Linked DNA regions of Mus musculus: region 1 is linked to region 2. The links are chromatin loops, found by intact Hi-C in ENCODE. Cell type or tissue: heart. All regions are shown on one strand. Each heading gives the region's core, and the rest is flanking DNA. Links, peaks and the distances in the headings are about the cores only.

Region 1 (7,614 bases), core at 1,591-6,590, 200 kb after region 2:
CCATAAACCTAGCAGTTTCTCAGTCTCAAGAGGCTAGTTGTATAAGCTGATTTTCTGTAGAAGCTGGAATCCTGAAGAAGTAGCTTCCAACAGATGTGCTGCAAGAAAGTGCAAACAGGCAAAGAAGAGTGAGTCTTCCTTCTTCCGGTGTCCTTATGTAGGCCTCCAGCAGAATATCGAGATTAAAGGTGTGTACCACCATGCATTGATTTGAACTTGCTCTGTCCCATGCTGACCTTGAACTCAGAATTCCGCTTGCTTCTGTCTCCTGGGATTACAGTTGTGTGCTACTTGCCAGAGCCTAAGCTTTTCACAGCCACTATGCCTCAGGATCCGGATCATAGGTGTGCCCTCCATTTCTGGACTGTAGTTCATTCCAGATGCAATCAAGTTGACAACCAGAAATATTCATTACAATGTCCTTAAGCCAACAGGCTAAGAAAGAGTATTAGGAGGGGTGATTTATCCAGCTTACCAAGGGGTGGGGGAACTAGACTGTTTCTCCACAATGGAGGTGAGGAAGTTTATGTCTTGGGGACAGGAGATCCTTTAGCACATCTCTTGGTGTTACCATGTCAGATGCTTAAAGGCAATGGGAAACCATAGCAAAACCCTCCAGGCAGGATGGCAATGACCCAGACCTCTCAGAGATGAAAGTATGGGTCACTTCTCCAGGGACAGAATCAAGACCTGCTGAGGAGCCTATTGAAGGTGGAGGAAATACACAATGGGAGAAGAGGAAGACAGCTATAAATATCAGCCTAAGGGCACACACCAGTTGCAGAAATGAGGATAATAACTGACATGAGTGTTTTTGTCCTGTTTTGTTAAGAACATGTTTGGGCATGCATATGAAAGACTCCGAGAGGAGCCCCTCGCTCAGGCCTCAGGATAATAGCGGACACCCAAGAACTCACAACAGACCAAGCTTGTTGCAAACCACATGAGGCTTTATTCGGGGAAAGCCAGAGCTCTGGGGACGACTCATATCCCACGCAGGGGTAAAGGAGTCGACCTCGAGGGAAAAGAGGTCCCAGTTTTTATAGGCCCTCAGGGGGGAAAGGAGAAGTGGGGAATAGGGGATTTCCAGATCTAAACAATGTCTATTCTCAAGAAATGGGTATGGGAGGGGTACAAGGAAAGAGTCTAATGAAGGTGCAGCAATGGGCACACACCTGGTCAGAACATTGGCAGACACACAGGTTCAAGGAGTGGCCAGAGCATTGTGCACCTCTATTTTTCTAAATCAGTGAAGCTAGTTCTGCTAACACTGACGTCTATCTTGCCAATTTCAGGGCTTCTGTGTCCTTTTGCATTCTGCCAGGATCTTTCACATACACATATATTAAGCTAATATTTGCATTTCCCTCGATTTCATTATCATATGATGTAATATCACATTGATTAAAGATATCAGTAGTCAAGTGCTGTAAATGTATATTGTCACATGTAAGTTGAGTCATCATGCTTCAAGGGACAGTGTACCACGTTATAAAACATATGTGTTTGCAGCTGTTCTTAGGCTAGTTACAACATGTCAGGTGGAATTATGACCTTGTTATTGTTTTCCTTTGTAAATTAAGCATGACATAAGGAGTTGATATTATGTGTGAAGTTGACAAGGACTGAACTTGGGATGGCTAATCTTGGTTGTCAATTGGACTGCCTTTGAAGTAAACTAAAACCGAAGATGCTGGGCACCCACTTAGAGATTATCTGTCTTACCCTCTCTCTTCCTTTGTGAGATAAGGTTTCACTGTGTAGTCCTGGATGTTCTGAAACTCTCCATGATCTTGCTTGGTCTCAAACTCACAGAGATCTGACTTCCTCTGCCTCCCACACACTGGGATCATGGGTGTATGTTACCATACCCAGAGATACTAATCAGATTTTGAAAGCACCCTAAATCTGGGTGTAGTGGCTATTCCTGGTTGTCAACTTGACTATATTTGGAATGAACTACAATCCAGAATTGGAAGGCTCACCAGTGACCCTTATCCGAAGGCTGGGAGATAGAAGTTTCTGATCTGGATCTTGGTATGGAGATCTTGAGGCATAGTGGCTATGGATTCCAGAAGATTAAATCTCCGAGTTCAAGGTCATCTGGGATTAAAGGTGTGGTGGAACACACCTTTAATCTGGGCTACATCTTCTGCTGGAGACAATATAAGGACATTGGAAGAAGGGAGTCTCACTCTTGCTCCCTTGCGTGCTTGCCGCGTGGGACTGAGTAACTGCTAGATCCTTGGACTTCCATTCACAGCTGCTACTGACCATTGTTGGGAGTTGGACTGCAGACTGTAACTCATCAATAAATTCCTTTACTATATAGAGACTATCCATAAGTTCTGTGACTCTAGAGAACTCTAACTAATACACTGGGTCACACCTACTAACAGCTTATAAGACATGGAAGAAAAATTTTGCCTGCTTGCCTTCACTCTCTCTGGCAAGTTCATCTCTCCTGTTGCCGGAGCCCATACTAAATCCAATGACCTTCAGATCCCAATGAAGACCATACCCTGATAGCTCTCCAGGAATCTCCCAGGAGTCCAGCAACAGATTGGGGGCGCAGAAACATGCAGCTCCGCGGAATGAACAGCAACTGGATTCTCAGTTTTTCCACCATGAATCAGCCATTGCTATATCACCCCTGACACACCCTGTCAGACACTCTAACACCACATATATAAAACTAAATATACATGCATTCAACATATCAGTTCTGGGCATTTGGAGAGCTGGGATGGCTAGTCTTGGTGGTCAACTTGACTACATATGGAATGAACAGGAATCCAGAAATAGAGGGTGTGTCTGTTAGGGACGTTTTTGCTTGGTTTGAAGTGGGTGGATCCATTTCTGCTCTGAACCTTTAAGATAAAAAGACATACACCTTTGATCTGGATAGTGAGGTGGGGAGGTGCAACTTTAATCTGGGCCACACCTTCTGCTGGAAGCCTATATAAGGACATGGAAGAAGGAAGCTTTTGTTCTTTGCCTGCTTGCCCTTGCCTTGCTAGCACATCCATTCCTTCACTGACATTAAAGTCTGATTCTTTGGGATTCCAGTGTATACTGAAGACCAGCAAAGACCAGCTGAGACATCCAGTGTCACGGACTGAACTGAGCAACTACTGGATTCTTGGACTCTCTGTTCACTGCCATCCACCATTGGAATAGCTGGACGGCAGCCTATAAGTTATTCTAATAAATTCATATTACGTGTGCGCTCTCTCTCTCTCTCTCTCTCTCTCTCTCTCTCTCTCTAAGTTCTGTTAGTCTAACACAGAGAACCTGTATACATCCCTTGGCATCCCCATTCTCCCTATTTGTCTCTCTCACTTGTCCCCTTGTCTCTCCTTTCATGAAGGTTGAAAGACTTACTTATATTTCTTCTTTTTGTCCTTCAGGACTGGTTTTCATATCAAATTCACCACCCCTTTTAATTGAATTGTGAAATGTTCCTTTTCTAGCACTTAAAAGTGTCTGCAGAAGTTTGAAATAATTTGTTCTTTAATGTTTGATTAATTTAAAAAGTGAGTTGAAAAGTACCTAGGGCTTAGGTATTTCCTTCTTTCCTTCCTCCCTCCCTCCCTCCCTCCCTTTTTTCCTTCTCTCTTTCCTTCTTTCTTTTCTTTTTGAAAGTGATTGTTGTCTCCTGGCCAGTTTTAAAAAGCATGGCTCTATTTTGACTTTCCCACTTAAATACATTTTCTTATTATGTATTGTGTGTCTGTGTATGCCGTGTGTGGGCATACCTGTGACACAGTACCTGTCTGGAGGTCAGAGGGCAGCTTATAGAATTCTGTTCTCTCCTCCTGCCATGTAGGATTCTGGAGACCAAACTCAGGTTGTCGGGGTTAGCAGCAAGCGTCTTCACCCACTGAACCATTTCACTGGGCCCAGATAATTATCTTTTAAAGAAAATTGCTTACATCTCGCAAGCTTTCCAGATTATGAACATACAAGGTCCACTGTATCTAAATTCTTGTCCTTCAATCTAGCTTTCTTTACTTCCCTGATGAGACTTGTTTTTTCTTTACTGAGAAAAGCTAGGTACCAGCTAAGAGTTTTCATTTTTGCCCCTTTACACATGCCTTTGCTGTGTTTTCCAGGTTAACATTTCCCACACACACAGTTCAGAAGCTTCCAAGCGGGTTTTCCCTTCAAAGGCTTACCCCGTCTCTTGCCCCGCCCATAGCGCCCGGGCCCCGCCCCCAGGAGGCCCCGCCCCCGAGGAAACGGATGTGGGCTTCCGGAAGCCGGAAGCGGGCGAGCACTGTGGACCCGGAGTCGCTCGGAGCTGAGGCTAAGAGGCGGGCGGAGCCGGCGATGGCGGAGAAGTTTGACCATCTGGAGGAGCACCTGGAGAAGTTCGTGGAGAACATTCGGCAGCTCGGCATCATCGTCAGCGACTTCCAGCCCAGCAGCCAGGCGGGGCTGAGCCAGAAGCTGTGAGTGACGGCCCGGCAGGGCTCGGCGCGTCTGTGCGAAGCCCCTGCCCGCCGGCCTTGGGGACCCCACTGGGGCTCTAACGTTCATCCCGGGTCCCCGAGGGGAGGCCGGTTCTATCCTGACCGGACCTCACAGGGGAGGCGAGTTCCGTCCTGACCGGGGCGGACGGGCTCCATCCTGACCCCACTGGAGGCCGGTTCCACCCTGACTCCACTGGGAAGGAGGATCTGACCGCACAGGAGAGGAGGCTCAGTCATGACCCCGCTGGGATAGAGGTAGCTCTAGGTCCATCCTGGCCGGACGTGGAAGGCCGGTTCCACCCTGACCCCATAGGGGAGGAGGATCCCTCCTGACCCCACAGGGGAGGCTGGCACCACTCTGACCCTACAGGACAGTCTGGGACTACCCTGATGCCGTAAGGGGAGGTAGGCACCACGGACACTCCACCCCACCCCACCGCACTGGGGAGGTTGACTTCACACCTCAGGGGGGCCCTGAGCCACCTGCTGCATAGGCCTCGCTGTGGAAGAAGGCCACCACAGAGGGTTGATTTCTTGACAGTATCTTGTGTAGGCCTTGGAATGGCCTACAGGGAAACAACACAGTGTTCAGGAGAAGGCCTCACCGCTTATATATGGGACACTTTCCAGGGATCTGGAGTGGTTCTGGAGGGAGCCGAGGTTCAACCCACTAGGGATGGGCTTTTTCCTTGCTGACTGTGGGTACTGCACTTAAACTGGAGCCCACTTCTCCACGCTGTCTACCCTGAAACTCCATTCAGTGACATGCACTCCAGAAAGCTCTGCTCTCTCTTCACCTCCTTTCTGAGTTTAGAAGGGAAAAATTAAGCATCTGAACATATTTTGTAAGTCCAAAGGTGTCCCCAGAATCCCGTGGCAATTAAGGGTTCAGGTGTGTGCAGCATTAGGGAGGAAGAAGCCTGTTAAGGTAGCTAGCGCCAGTCTCCCGACTTCCCTCTGATCCCAGCCACTGAGCTGCCTTGGTGCTGGTGCTCCTGGGTTAGGAAGGTAACATGAAGGTACAGGCAGAGCAGACAGGTAGTCAGGTTCATCTGGGAGAAGGAAGCCAGCATAGCCCTAGCTGAGACACGGCCAGTCCTGCCTCTAGTGTCTGGACCTGGAAGCCGCCTCTCTGTGTTCCCACCCAGGGGAGACCCTTTTCTGGAATGAGAGACTGCCCAAGAAACCATCTCTACCCACAGTTCAGTCTCTTAAAGCTGGGTACAGGATTGTGTCTCACTTGGGATGTTTACTAAGGTATAGAGTTGTGGTCTTGCCCCTCAAGGAGGGCTTTGTGGGATGGGAACAAGCTGGCGCATTGCCTAGACCAGAGCCTGCTGTGACTGGCCTTGTTCTCTTATCCAGTTCCCGTGGCTATCTCATACCCAGCTGCCACCTCAGTTATCTGCCCCGGTGTCCTTGACCTTGGCCGTTTTAACCCTCAGGAATTGAAGCACAGTGGCCAGTGCCGTGTAGGGGTGTGCTGTGCTGTCCTCTGAACTAACCACGTACCCCACTCTGCCTTTTTCCCAGAAACTTTATTGTTACGGGCTTACAGGACATAGATAAATGCAGACAGCAGCTGCACGATATCACGGTGCCTCTGGAAGTTTTTGAGTAAGTATCACTGGGTCTCTCTGATTCTTGGTTAGCTGTGAGTGCCAGTGAGAGGGAGGGAGGCGAGGCCCAGGTGCCACAGGCAGGACCACCAGTCTTCTAGGGTTGTAGTAGGCTAATGGGGTTAAAAAAGGATAACTCTCTCTCCAGTGTTGTGTTGTTGAGAATAGTGTCACATGAAAATATAAAAACATGCTTCCGAGTTCAGTGGAGAAAGGCCTTCAGGCCACAGGAAAACCTCATAATTCTTAAGAGCTATACCTGGGTGTGATGGCATAAGCCTTTGATCTCAGCACTTGGGAGGCAGAGGCAGATGGATCTCTGACTTGGAGATAAGTTTGGCCTATAGAGAGTTCCAGGACAGCCCAGGCTAGACAGAGAAACCGTCTTGAAAAGCAACAAGAGGTGTGTGTGAAGTGTATTGTCTGTCTGTCTGTCTGCCTGCCTATCTATCTATCTATCTATCTATCTATCTATCTATCTATCTATCTATCTATCTATAGATATAAATATAGATATAGACACACACAAACGTGGAAAAATATTGTAGTCTGATCTTTGAGAAGCTTCCCGTGGTAAGCTGAGCCTGGAAGGTGGTCCGTCTTGTGTTGGAGGAAGATCTCAGTCCAGGTGGCTGTGGGGAGGCATCTTTCTACCAGAGTCTGTCACAGCAGAAGCTCAGAGGAAAGTGTTCTGCAAAATCCAAGGAGCTGGTGCCTTTAGCTTGTTCCCAAACAGGCCTTGATCGTATCATGGGAGAAATTTCCATGTTCCCACAACCTTGCTCTTGCACACTTGGAGAGCACGTGGACTTTCCAGAGCCAGGGTAATGTAAGCTCTTAGCAATTCAGCCCAGTGTTTTGCTCTGTGCAGCCACAGAGGTCACAGTCAACTTTTGAGCCTTAAACACCACAGCCTCCCTTGTGTTGAGGAGCCACCCGTTAACTTAACACACATGAATGATAAGCTTTTCGTGCTCTGTTGTTGCTTGGATTGCACTTACTTAAAAGTAATCAGATGCTGCTTTCATTACATTATTACAGAAATATCAAAATGAAATGGGATTCCTACAAATTGGTATTTTTGCTATTTGTCATACAGTCTAGTTGAATGGATATTAACCTGAAGTGATTTATGTTATTCTTTTATGGTTTTTCAAGACAGGGTTTCTCTGAGTAGTCCTGGCTGTCCTGGAACTCACTCTGTAGACCAGGCTGGCCTCGAACTCAGAAATCTGCCTGCCTCTGCCTCCCAAGTGCTGGGATTAAAGGCGTGTGCCACCACTGCCCAGCTTGTTACTTTTTTAATTGAACTTGGTGTGGTGGTGTCCTTTCTCTATAATGACCAATTAATATAGCAAATGTGACAGATTTACTCAGTATACAGAGATATCCAAGAAGTCTATTCTTGAAAAATCTGGATATTGTGGGCAGTGGGCTTTATGACATGAAGATATGGCATTTTGGTAAAAGTATTGACTGTCAAGAGATAGTTTTATCCTATGGACTAACTGGAGAGAAAC
Region 2 (7,098 bases), core at 1-5,000:
GAGCAGTCAGAGAGGCTTGCACGTATGTGTTCCTGACAAGACTTATCTCTCCCCAGACTCTGCCAGCATCAGAACCTTGAGCGATGGTCACCACAACCTCACACCAAAAATAACTTCTGCAAGGATGTCTGTTTAACCTTAAGACTGTCGACCCTATCCCCACTCCTCGTAACTCTTTAGGCCAAGTTATTAGCTTCAAAATACTGTATGTAATCCATAGGCTGCTTTTGATAATCTTTTTGGCTGTACAATCGAATACGGCACATACGTTCTCATTCCAATAGTCTGTGAGTCCCCTCCCTTCTCTCAGTGCTAGGGACAGAGTGCCTCCCTTCTCAGAGCCTTCACTGCACATCTTAAGGGATTGGTCTGCCACTGTGCTACGTTCTCAGTCCAAAGGGAATCTCCAGAATTTGTAATTTAGACTTACATACCTCTAGCACTTTGCCTTGCAGGACCTGCTTTTATCCATTGCAGACACACACAGACACAAATTCTGGTGTTCTTAAGGAGATACTTCTGTGAACAGGAGTTCAGTGGATATTCAGACAGCAGTAAGGTCCCAGCCTTTCTTAAGAATAAACCAAGCAATTTGATAACAGCTTTATTTCATAGGCCATATCTTTTTTGTACTTGTGTGTGTCTGTGTGTGAGAGAGAGGAAGGAAAAGAGGGGCAGAGGGAGGGAGGGAGGGATGGAGGAAGGGAGGGACGGAGAGAGATGCGCGTATGCCACAGAAGAGATGCATATATGTGGGTCAGAAGACACCTTCGGCTGTCGGTATTTACCTTCTACCTGTTGTTCGCTGCTGTGTATACCACCATCTTACCTAGCTCCTGGGCCCTAGGGGTTCTCTCATCTCTGCATTCATTTCCCTACAGGGTCACTGGTATTGCAGAATCTTGTGTGGGATGCAAACTCAAGTCCTTGGGCTTGAACGGCTATGCACCTGCTGAGCCATCTCCTCAGCTTCTGGAATACTCTATCAACAATTTGGGTTACACAGAACTCAGTCTTCCTTGTATGTTGATTGTGCCCTCATATAAAGGGCCTGCATTAATACTGACAAGAAATCAGTCAAAAATCAACTCCCCAGCCCTGCATGGTGGCGGTGCACATCTTTAATCCCAGCACTCATGAGGCAAAGGCAGGTGGAACTCTGAAAGTTCAAGACCAGTCTGGTCTATAAAGTAAGTTCCAGGACAGCCAAGCTGTTACACAGAGAAACTCGGTCTTGAAAAAACAAACAAAACAAAACAAAACAGCAAAAGATCAATCAACTCATGTACCATAGTGGCCACAGTGGACTTTGGGCAATAGATCTAGAAACTCATTCTTTCTCCTCACTGGATTTAAGAAAGCAGAGGCTATTAACACAACAATGCATTCTCCCAGCCTCTCTGGGAAATGAATACTTTAGGATCAGAGAGGATAAGAGACTTTCCCATGTCCCAAATGTCACAGAACTCAACTTCCTTAGATATAGAGACATCCTTTTTTTTTTTTAATTGTGCACTTTTCAGAATCTAGATGAAAACATTTAAACGTTATTAATAAATGTTGGGTCAGTTAAAGATAAGACCTAGAGACAGTCCAGTCCAGTTTATTAGAAAACCCAAAGACTTGAGGCGGTCACTAAAACATTTTTCACATAACACCTCCTGGGAAAGATTCATACCATCTCACACAGAGAAAGCAAAACATCTCTGAAATTGCTCCAGTCCACATTCGGGGTCCACAGTGGTTCCAGAGTAGGTTGTTAGCAAGCTGAAGCTAGGTCACCTGGCTATGGGACAGGCTACCAGGGATAGATTCCCCAAGGGGGAAACAGTAGAAATGCAGCTTGGATGGCATCGCAGATACTCCTTAGGGCGGAGTCTGCAGATGGGCAGGGAAGAAATCCGGACCACTGTGCCACTATCCCTGACCAGACACGAACTTCCACCGCTTCTGTGCGGTCCTTTCTACCTCCCTTTCTAGACAATCCTTTGTATTTCGGAATTAAGTCTCTGAGCCGCGGGTCCTCGGGAGCAAGCGCAGGAGGGAAGACCATTACCTTTGCACGTAGTGGATCAGAAACATAGCTAGCAGGACGCGGTTAGGCAGGTTGCCCAGTCGGGCGGCTGCAGGACGGATGCACTCGTACAGCGGCCAGGCCATTGAAGGCAGCTCCTGTAGGAACCAGGCAGGTCGCGCGGGCACTCGGCGGCCGGACCACTGCGAGGAGTAGCGGCCGTAGGAAGAGCCCACCATCTGGAGCCCCACGAAGGCCACGAAAGCCAGGAAACCCTCCAGGTAGACTAGCGCATCCAGTAGGCGCAACTCATCCAACTCCATAGCTGAGGTCGAGCAGCGTGCTCCATGCTCGGATGTCCAAGTGGAGCCACATATAAGCTCAGGAGGAGGGCGCAGAGCAGCCCACAAGGGCCAGCGCTCCAGCAGGGTGTACCTGCCCAGGGGAGGGGCGAGCCACCTGCTCGGGCGGAGACAGGAGCACAGGCTAGCACCACCAGAAGATACCCTCCCGCCCGTAATCCAAACGAGAGAACGATTGGGTAAAACCCCGCCCACACAGGGAGCCACGCCTCTTCGGGGGGAGGGCGCCTTAGTCTCGAGCCCCGCTCCTCAGAGCCCCGCCCGATCTTGGAGCGCTACACACATTGGCTGAGAGCTCCTTTGGCTCGCGAAAAGTTCTGCCGGAGCTCCGCCCCCTCAGCGCCACAGCGGAGCACCAGAGCCTCGCATCACCCACAAAGTCCCGCCTACACAGCAAAGACCCCGCCTCTTCGCTCGAAACAGACTCTCGCTCCGCCCCGCCTAACTTGCAACCACGCCCCTCCACAGTCTAACCCGGACAGCGACAGATCGGACAACACTCCATGACTCTCTGCGCACGCGCTACGATCAGGTCGTCCATGCAGGTGCCTGAGTCTCTGTGTAAGACGGGGAGATTCACGCTCAGTGGCGTTTAAGGTTGATTTGAGGAAACACGTTCTCTATAGGAATACCACCCTTTTTTTTGCGTGAGTTCTCGGCGGGAGCATGTTGTGTCTTTCAGGCATATTTTTTGACTGCCTCTGCTAGGACCCAGCCGCGGGGTCCTCGGGATGCAGCCGGAAGTGCAGCGTGCGTGCGGTTTGGTGGGTCGCTGTGTGCGCTCCGCGTGTGCAGCCGCGTGGGCCATGGGGCGGCGGGCGCGGGGCCGGCGGTTCCAGCAGCCGCCGCAGCCTGAGGGCGAGGAAGACGCCAGCGACGGCGGCAGAAAGCGAGGCCAGGCGGTAGGCGCGGGGACGAGAGGGGTGTCTGGTGGGCTCGCGCGTGCGGAGCTTGCTCGTGGGCCGGGTTCGCGGGTGTCGGTCGGAGCTTGCTCACCTGTCGCTTTCCTGGCAGGGCTGGGAAGGTGGCTATCCCGAGATCGTAAAGGAGAACAAGCTCTTCGAGCACTACTATCAGGAACTCAAGATCGTGCCAGAGGGAGAATGGGACCAATTCATGGAGTCACTCCGAGAACCTCTCCCAGCCACACTGAGAATCACTGGGTACAAAAGGTACGTTTGCTGTGTCTTTTCTGAGGTGTGGACTTGGGGGCTGTAGTGCACAGGAACGTCCTCGGTGGGACATTAGAATATGAATAGAAAACGCGACCCGGGAAAGACTTGGGTCCTATGGGGGACCATCAGAGCAGCAGGAATCTTTGCCTCTCTTGCACGTCAAAGTACGTTGTCCGCAAGACTCGTGGCAATTAAAAACTGAAGCTGTGACAAAATGCAGTATTGCTTTTACCTTATTTGTAAGGTGTGTCCAACAGAACAGTGAACTGGAGGGAGTTAGAAAATTGATGGTGTTGCTTTCTTAGATGTTAACAGGGCCTAGGTGTTAAAAAGTCTGCACACCCCGGAGCGCTTATGGAACGTCTTCTCAGAACTGGTTTTACGTTTAAAACACTTGGCAATCTTAAAGCTATTAAATCTTACCAACTCACCTTCTTAGATGACTGTGAAACTTGCTTTTTTTTTTTTTTCCATAGCCATGCCAAAGAGATTCTCCATTGCTTGAAGAACAAGTACTTTAAGGAGTTGGAGGACCTGGAAGTAGATGGACAGAAAGTTGAAGTTCCACAACCACTAAGCTGGTGGGTACAGAATGCTTCCTCGTGCTGGGTGTTTCTTAGGTCCCCAACCCCCTTTAATGCACTTCTCAGCTCTAAAGTCACTGTCGGCTTAAAGAGCTTGGTTGTACTTTCCTTTTTTTTTCTTCTTATAAAGATTTACGTGTTTATTATATATAAGTACACTGTATTCAGACACACCAGAAGGCATTACAGGACTCATTACAGATGGTTGTGAGCCACCATGTGGTTGCTGGGAAGGACCTCTGGGAGGGAGAGAGCAGACAGTACTCTTAACTGCTGAGCCGTGTACCTAGTCCCTGGATGTATTTTTCAAGCATCTGTTTGTCTGTTTTCCGAGACAGGATTTCTGGGTGTTCTGAAACCTGTAGACAAGGTTAGTCTCAAACTCAGATCCACCTGCCTCTGCTGGGTGGATTAAATCCATGTACCAGCATCATCTGCCTTATTAGATTTATGTATGTATGTATACGAGTGCAGGGAGGCTGTCTTCAGGCACATCAGAAGAGGGCACTGGATCCCATTACCATGTGGTTGCTGAGAATTCAACGCAGGACCTCTGGTCTGGAAGAGCAGCCAGTGCTCTTAACCACTGAGACGTCTCCCCAGCCCCCATCATCTGCCTCTTTTCAAGCATCTTAATGTTCTTTCCTGTAGTGCTTTTATTAACATGAGGTTGGGGTACACATGTTCATCAGTGACTCGCAGTTAATTGAGTTAATGAGTTTGGTTAATTGGTCTTGGGTCCAGCTTCCTCCTTGATGTTCCTGAGTTGCTTCTTGAACTTCTTTTTACAATGACCAGTTTTCCACATCCTAGTTTCCGAGTAGAAGGGAAGACAAGCTCTGCTTGCCAGTCTCATCACAGGTTGCTATGGCTTGTGTGCCAGTGTTTCCCAGCGCAGCCTGCCTGTAGGCTCACATTCAGTCAGGCTTCCCCTGTATCCAGCAGCCAGGCACTCCTGCTCCCATGACAGCCCTTTTATTACCTGTGATCCCTGGCTCTGAAGGTGTAGGATTTCATATTTAATACCTGAAATGCTCAGTAACAGCTCAGATGCTCCACACCCTGAGTGAACTTAAGGAAACTTTTAATTATGGTTTCATATTTAAGATTTTTAGGTAAAATTTTCACAAAAGAAAAATATTTTAAGCAGTTTCTATATAAAGGTGAATTTAGTGAGTCTTTTCTGATAACTATGGGTTTTAATTTTTTTTTTAATGATTTTTCATTTTGAGGCAGGGTCTTATTTAATCATGGCTGGTCTGGAAGTTTCTATGTCGAACAGGCTGAACTTCAAACTCAGAGAGACAATCCCCTCTTCTTTTGAGATTGAAGGCCTATGCTACCATGTCTGCATTTTGGCTATTGGTATATTGATGTTGTCTTTTGTTTTTAGGTAATCTTTTGTGTTTTTTTTTAATCATGGAATATCGCTTGCCATTTTTCACTGGCTATTTGGGTTTTCAATATCCTTCCTTACCATGTTAAGCACAGCAGGTCCGTTTAAATGAGTCCTGGATGTCAGACACTAAAATCAGTGTGCAGAAGATTTCTCCAATATCTCACTAGGACTCCAGACTGGTGGCGTCGATGGAATTGCCTCTGGTGAAGCAGGGTTAATATTTCAGTTGTTTTTAATTGTCTGATACATCAAAGAGTGCTGTGTGTAACATCCACAGAAAATTTCTTTTTCATAATTTAGATGGAAATTAACAGAAGTATCTTAGTGCACAACGGTTGAGCAGGGTCTAAGAACTATTTTTCTGTGTCACTTCCAAGTTTCAAGTTTGTCACTTTGAGTCTGTTTTCCAGTCAGCCTGATTTCATTTTCCCATTTGTTACCATGGCTACAGAGATACACAGAACCTCTGTGACTTGTTACAGGAATTCATTGTCCTGTCTCAGGTGTAACAGTCAGTGCCAACACAGAGATTAATTACTGTCCGACCTGCTTAGTTTGATGCTGGGTTGAGTAGGCTTGGTGAGCAGAGTGTCGTGAGTCACATCAAAGCCCTTGTTCCTGCATGTAGATGAATACATACAGGCCAGGTGTAGATAACACCTGTCCCGATCACTGACTTCACAAAGAAGGAATGTCCTCAGAGTGACACAAATGACAGGAGACTTCATTCTTCAGTCTGCATAGCTGATAACAGACTTTGTTAAAACTGAGTGCATTTGTGGTTTCCAGGAATGGGAGGGGGTGTAGGGTTGGGTTTTGTACGCAAGCTCTTTTGTTTCCTTATAGAATTGCTTTTACAGACATACAAAATAGACTAACAAAATCATAATCAGGAATCTATCAAACATGTAACTGCCTACTACTCATGCCTTATTGTATGAAAATGGTCAACATCTTCCGTCTCTAGGTACCCTGAAGAACTTGCCTGGCATACAAACTTAAGTCGGAAAATCTTGAGGAAGTCCCCGTTGTTGGCAAAGTTCCATCAGTTCCTGGTCAGCGAGACTGAGTCTGTAAGTGGGTTCTGTGAGCGCCCTGGGGCCTGAACACTGAGTGCTGTGATTGCACTGGCACTGTGCTTCCCACCTGGAGAGTGGCCATGGTGAGGAGACCCTGGCCTTAGTTTCCTGTGATTGACTAGGCTTACCTGTCTCTGTTGTCAGCTTGTCTGACTGCCTTCTCTTGGTGGATTCACATGGCTGTCGAATCTGAGTGTAGGACCAGGCTGTCACTGTCACTCATAGTACTTCTGTGCAGTCTCCTCCTTTTTTCTTCTTAGATGTGTGTTCACTTGAACTGTCATACATCCAAGATTTTAGGGCCACTATGGAAGTTATCTAGTTTACTTGTAATGGCACTGTTAACGTCACACTTTATCTTACTGTATCTTGCTGAATGTATTTTTCCTATATTGAACCTTTACCAATGCTGCCAAAAACATGTAGCCGAGTGTAGCTGTAATTCTCATAGGTGCAGACTTTCTGGGTTGGTTCGAGCGACTTCA

Evidence for each region. Hi-C counts contacts between places; a loop is a spot of excess contacts. Peaks named below come from ENCODE experiments on the same cell type or tissue, not always from the same donor. Only the 100,000 strongest peaks of a DNase experiment are listed, where the experiment ranks them.
Region 1: it touches region 2 in a loop (4-fold over the local background); 6 of 42 quality-filtered maps call a loop at or near these places.

Annotation. Positions count from the first base shown.
Region 1 is chr13:69,805,599-69,813,212 of GRCm38, forward strand. It overlaps Med10 (mediator complex subunit 10), which reads left to right and starts at 4,284. Exons shown (of 4, transcript NM_138596.2): 1 at 4,284-4,454; 2 at 6,009-6,092. The coding sequence starts at 4,333. In heart, for the core only: no CTCF peak of the experiment used is centred there; a DNase peak (open chromatin) is centred at 4,243; H3K4me3 peaks cover 1,959 bases; H3K27ac peaks cover 1,442 bases.
Region 2 is chr13:69,608,911-69,616,008 of GRCm38, forward strand. Srd5a1 (steroid 5 alpha-reductase 1) reads right to left here and starts at 2,553. Exons shown (of 5, transcript NM_175283.3): 1 at 2,057-2,553. The coding sequence starts at 2,337. Nsun2 (NOL1/NOP2/Sun domain family member 2) reads left to right here and starts at 3,106. Exons shown (of 19, transcript NM_145354.5): 1 at 3,106-3,278; 2 at 3,391-3,548; 3 at 4,028-4,132; 4 at 6,502-6,607. The coding sequence starts at 3,183. In heart, for the core only: no CTCF peak of the experiment used is centred there; a DNase peak (open chromatin) is centred at 2,741; H3K4me3 peaks cover 2,850 bases; H3K27ac peaks cover 1,904 bases; H3K27me3 peaks cover 941 bases.